Regions from separate parts of the Homo sapiens genome. Here region 2 is linked to region 1. The links are chromatin contacts, found by Hi-C in ENCODE. All regions are on one chromosome and are shown on one strand. The core of a region is the stretch at or near the end of the contact, and the rest is flanking DNA. Distances in the headings are between cores, read along the strand shown.

The links. Hi-C counts contacts between places; a loop is a spot of excess contacts on that map. Pooled maps may share reads with other maps.
Region 2: a map with no recorded cell type shows a loop between it and region 1 (4-fold over the local background). The contact joins two enhancer-like sites. A Hi-C loop is called at or near these places in 3 of 37 single-sample maps with no recorded cell type and 6 of 50 pooled maps.

What each region holds. Positions count from the first base shown.
Region 1 is chr14:69,671,684-69,674,585 of GRCh38, forward strand. The region is part of intron 2 of SUSD6 (sushi domain containing 6); the gene reads left to right. Among named protein-coding and RNA genes, the nearest start is that of SUSD6, 62 kb to the left of the region's middle. Within about 2 kb of position 1,573, at least 6 of the 41 ENCODE cell types and tissues checked have a DNase peak (open chromatin) inside an H3K27ac peak, as active enhancers do.
Region 2 is chr14:70,667,721-70,670,666 of GRCh38, forward strand. It overlaps TTC9 (tetratricopeptide repeat domain 9), which reads left to right. Exons shown (of 3, transcript NM_015351.2): 2 at 1-26. Among named protein-coding and RNA genes, the nearest start is that of TTC9, 27 kb to the left of the region's middle. Within about 2 kb of position 1,536, at least 3 of the 41 ENCODE cell types and tissues checked have a DNase peak (open chromatin) inside an H3K27ac peak, as active enhancers do.

The DNA.
Region 1 (2,902 bases), core at 323-2,822:
GGCTGGGGTAATTGGAGAAGTTGGGGTGAGGACTGTCTGTGATTTGATGTGTTCAGGGGTGCAGAGAACTATTGTGACTTCCAGCAGAGATGTGTCTCAGGTTTCTTTGAGTGGCTTTCAGCAAAGGAACCCTTTCTTGGTGCTATTGTTCTCAATACCTTGTTGTTAGGCAGTTTAGAGGCTTTGCTGTTCAACTGGCTCCTCTCTCTGGCATTCAGAAAATCTGTCACCAGTAACGCAGACCCTGGCCTTGGAGGAATAGTTAAGATTGTGAATAATAGGATTAAGTGAGATAATATATGTAAAAGTCCCGGGTAAACAATAAAAGTCTATTTCAATGGAATGGATTATTATAATACTATTTTTTCAGTCAGCATCTCTTTTCTGAATTGCTCAGAGCACTTCGTTAACACTAACTGGTTAATCCACCATCCATCCCTGGTTGGAGGCTGGCATTTAATAGCCCCCCTTTGTATGCAAGATCAAACACAAGTTTCCAACAAACCCCCACATCTTGAGCTTGAAGCCCAAACCTATGGAATCGAAATCTAAAGCTTGGACTTCTAAATGTGATAATGCCTCATTCCTGGGAATAAAGAAGGTGAGAAGAGAGAGGAGGGATCATTAAAATTTTTTTTTTCATGAATAATTGGTCATGTCAGACAAGGCTGTCATAGTCAGGATTTTGAATGACCTAGAAGTCAGTCAGTCATTTTCCTCTGAGAAGCCAGAGTTCCTGCTGGAAATGAAACTTGATAGGAGCTGGAGAAGCAGAAGGCTAAGAAGAGCAGCTTTGGGGCAAAGAACAGGGAAGCAGAGAGGGGGCTGGCAGATTTCTTCATTCTGTCCTATTAGGCTGTGGTGGAAGTACTTGAGATGCCAGGTTCTGCATCACAGTGCTAACTGCCTGGCACATGGCAGTGGGAACACACTCTCCCCTCTGATGTGTACCAGGAAGTGTCAGGGGGACCCACAGCAGGTGCTTGGTGTATTCTTCAGGTCTCATGTTGAAACTTCACAGAGCACCCCCGAGTGTCCTGCTCAGGCCAGTTTTGCTGCAGACCAAGTATTGCAGTCCAGTTTGGCAGGGTGGGATCTGAGCAGATCAGCCTTAGGCCGACTCTCCAGTCAAGGAAAGGCCTAGGTGCATTGGTCCACCTGTGTCCCTTCCGAAGGCTGGTCTCACCAGCCTAGAGCTGGCATGAAAAGGTCCTGTTTTGTTCACAGTACTAGGTGAGGCCATTCAGAGTCATCAGGACCTTTTTCCAAGCTTGTACTTCCCTGCCTCTGGTCAAGGCTTAAAGGGCAGTTCCGTCCTCACCTTTTGTACTCTCTTGCACAGAGTCTTGAACCCTGGAAGCAGGAGGAGGATATACTGAGTTGGGAAGTTCCTCCTTCCTCCAGTGGCAGATGTGTGGGCTCCCAGGTTTGAAACTCTAGAGGTCATTCAGGTGTGCCAGTGAAGAGGCACATACTCATGAGAGAACCAACAGGCTGGACCTTGGAGGTTATTTGCACTAGTGAGTTTCAAATTTGAGCTAGCATCAGATTCCTCTAGAGGGCTTGTTAAACACAGATTGCTGGGTCCCATCCCCAGAGTTTCTGGTTCAGTAGGTCTAGGATGTGGTTTAAAAATGTGCATGTCTACCAAGTTCCCTAAAGAAGAACTTGGTAGACATGAAGCAGCAGCTGCTGCTGGTCTGAAGACCAAACTTTGAGAACCACCAATTTATACTTGGGCTGAAAAAAACCTGTCTGACTCTTTTCAGAGCAAATTTTGCTGAGGTGAGGACAGAGTGGGTGGAGAAATCTTGAACCCACTAGGGAGACAAGTGGCCCTCTCAGAAATAGGCTACTGCAGGTGGGCCAACCTAATAAAACTGAGAAGAGGTTAAGGGAGGATGCTGGCAGATGTATCTCTTCTCCATGCTGGTCTGGTCCTTGCATACTACCCTACAGCAAGGAGCCAGACCTGGTGAGCCCCGGGGCTGGATCATTTTCATTTCCTATTCTGCCCCCTGAGGCAGCAGTGAGTTCTAAAAGTCTGCATTTTCGGATGCCTTTCCTCAGTCTGGGCTCTGTGGTATGAAGAACGGGACCCTGAGCCGGGGTCCTGGGCATCGGCCCTAGCACTGCCTCTAATGGACAGTAACTGAAGGCACCTCATGTTACTCAAGGGTAATGTGAGTGTGGACTAGCTCTCTGGTGCCTTTTGTGCTCTGATATTCTGGGTTCTTTAATGATTTACCCTGACAGCTTCCTCCTCAGGGTCAGGAACTTCTGCTGGCTTGTTACTTGTTTTTTATTTTTTCCGTGTATGAGAACTTCTGTTGATCAGAATCCCATCCAGAGACTGGCTCGCCAAAAGTGAAACTAGAGACAAGTTTGGGAATTGGAGAGAATAACTTTTCTTTTTGGAGTCATTGGCACCTGCAGTTGTGCTGCTGCCATAACACCTGCCTACAGAGAGAATGACTGCATCACTGTCGTGCCTGCCTATCTTACCCCACTGCCAGCTTCACAGGCTGTCTGATCAGCTCTGGTTTCCAGGGTGCTCAGGATTGTTATTCGACATTCCCCACTGCCTGGCACAGTGTGTGGCTCATGGTAGGCCTGTGTGCATGCTTACTGGATGGATGGAATAAGCGGTTGTATCCAGCTACCTCTTCTTTTCTCGCTTCTTCTTAACTTGGTACAGTTGTCTTCCTTTGCCCTCCTCGCTTCCATCCTTCCTTCCCTGCTTCCTTTGTACTCATTTTTACTCCTCAGCACTCTGGCAGAGCTAGCATGTACGTCGAGTGCTTTGGGGGTTAAAAGTATACACAAGACAATCATAAAACACCCTATGCAAGCCATCTATGTGAGGGGTTCCTCCAGAGCTCCCCACTCTTCCTCCTTGTCT
Region 2 (2,946 bases), core at 286-2,785, 1.0 Mb after region 1:
AGAAGCAAGGACCCAACAACCAACAGGTAAGGCGGAAATAGCTGTTTTCTTACTTCCTCCCTGCTCTGGTGGCTCCTGGGACCTTCTCATTTCAGCAGTTTTCTTGGCTAGGAGGGCCAGGCAGGGACAGAGATGGCAAAATTAGGGATCAGATATATATGATAAGACCTAAGAGGAGCACACAGCCCATGCATTTGCCTAGGGTTTGAGTTCCAGGGAGCACAGGCCCCTCTTCTCTTCAAATAGAGTATAGAATTCCTCATCTTTTTCAACTCAGAATCCAGCTCTCTTCACTTATTCAACAAATATATATATATTGAATTCATACTATGTGCCAAGATTTGTGCTAAGCACCAAGGGAATCAATGAAAAGACACTGCCGCTACCCATGAGGCGCTCACATCTGGTTGATGACACAGAATACAAACAGGCAAATTTGATGCTAAGCCCAGCACCTTTCAGGAAGCATGCTCTGACTTCTCCAGTCAGATGCTATTCCTTAGGACATGTGTTATCTATAGCATTCACTTAGATCATATCCACCAGTCATTCATTCATTCATTCCACAGATATTTATTGAGGGGGTACAATATTGCTAGGTATATAGTAGTGAACAAAAGAAAGTTGTTGCCTTCAAAGAGCTTATATTATAATGGCTCACTGTCTATTGTAAGTGGGAAAAAAAAGTGTGGAGAGGGGACAGAACCCAGGGAGGGGCTCTCTACCAAGGGATGGCTAGAAGTCAACCAGTAAACAAGCAAACAAATAGTAAACAAATGAAATACTTAGTAGTAATAAACGCTGTGAAGAAAATAAAGCAGAATAAAGAGATCAAGAGTAAATGGGGGCGCTGGGCGTGGTGGCTCATGCCTGTAATTCCAGCACTTTGGGAACCCAAGGCAGGTGGATCGCTTGAGCTCAGAAGTTCAAGACCAGTCTGAGCAACATGGTGAAACCCCATCTCTACTAAAAATACAAAAATTAGCTGGGTGTGGTGGTGGACACCTGTAATCCCAACTACTTGGGAGGCTGAGGCAGAAGGATCACCTGAACCTGGAAGGCGGAGGCTACAGTGAGCCAAGATGGCACCACTGCACTCCAGCCTGAGCGACAGAACAAGACCTTGTCTAAAAAAAAAAAAAAAAAAGGAGTAAGGCTGGGCGCGGTGGCTCATGCCTGTAATCCCAGCACTTTGGGAGGCCGAGGTGGGTGGATCAGGAGGTCAAGAGATCAAGACCATCCTGGCTAACATGGTGAAACCCCGTCTCTACTAAAAATACAAAAAATTATCTGGGCATGGTGGCACGCACTTGTAGTCCCAGCTACTCAGGAGGCTGAGGCAGAAGAATCACTTGAACCCAGGAGGCGGAGGTTGCAGTGAGCCAAGATTGCGCCACTGCACTCCAGCCTGGGTGACAGAGCGAGACTGTCTCAAAAAAAATAAAAAAGAGTAAAGAGGGGGGAGCTATTTTAGACCAAGTGATCAGAAAGAGCCTCTCTGAGGAAGTAACATTTAAACAACTTTGACTTGATGTTGCTATTTTTGTTGTTTATATGGTTAATAATTTTTCTTTTTTCAGACAGAGTCTCGCTCTGTCGCCCAGGCTGGAGTGCAGTGGTGTGATCTCAGCTCACTACGACTTCCGCCTCTTGGGCTCAAATGATCCTCCCACCTCAGCGTCCCCAGTAGCTTGGACTACAGGCATGCACTACCATGCCTGGCTAATGTTTTTTATTTTTTGTATAGATGAAGTCTTGCTATGTTGCCAGGGCTGGTCTTGAACTCCTGGGCTCAAGCAATCCTTCTGCCTCGGCCTCCTAAAGTGCTGGGATTACAGGCATGAGCCACCACACCCAGCCTTTTTTTTTTTTTTTTAAACTCAATCTTCCTTTCAAAAGTCTTTAAAAAACTTTAGAATCAAGTCACAAATGTCCAAATGTATACTTTTTTTATCTTTTTAAAGAACACCTTGTTGTTGATTTATTTTCCGTACATAAATCGTGTTCCACCAACTGTAAGCAGCTTGAAGACTAACCATTGGACTCATTCAATAGAATTTTCTGGAGCACTGCTATCTGCCAGCACGGTTCTGGAGGATACGCCTGGCATTTTTTAGCATGATATAGTATTCATTTCTACTTCCAGAAGTAACTATTCCAGGCAGCCCTGTCACTCTTATGTTATGGTGTGTGTGGAACTTAGCAGTTGTTCCCTGCCATGCCATCCTCACTAATAACAGGAACTGGGAAGAAATGCCCCAGTTTTGGTGAGGTGGTCATCTGACCCTGCTTATAACGACAAAAATAAGACAATAAAGCAAAGTCATTTTAAACTCTTCAAGCTTAAAAAAATTACATTAGACTAATATTTGTTGATCATTGTTTTAAGCACTTTTAGACTTACCTATTTTGGGCTTCAGAGCAATTTCATGAGGCAGGTATTACAGTCCTCAGGAGAGACAGGCTTTGCAGCCAGACACACCATTTACTATGTGTCTCCTTGGCATCTGACTCAATCTCGCTAGGTCCCTATTCCATTTTGTCACAGTGAGGAGAAGGATACATACCTTGCGGGATTGTATTGAGGATTAAATGAGATCATGAAGGTTAGAAACCTGGCACAAGGTTGGCATTCAAAAATGGAGCTTGTTGGCTGGGCGCGGTGGCTCACTCACGCCTCTGATCCCAGCACTTTGGGAGGCCAAGGTGGGCAGATCACCTAAAGTCAGGAGTTTGAAACGAGCCTGGCCAATATGATGAAACCCCGTCTCTACTAAAAATACAAGAATTAGCTGGGCGCAGTGGGATGTGTCTGTAATCCCAGCTACTGAGGCAGGAGAATTGCTTGAACTTGAGAGGTGGAGTTTGCAGCAAACCAAGATTGCACCACTACACTCCAGCCTGGGCGAACAGGACAAGGCTCCATCTCAAAAAACAAACAAACAA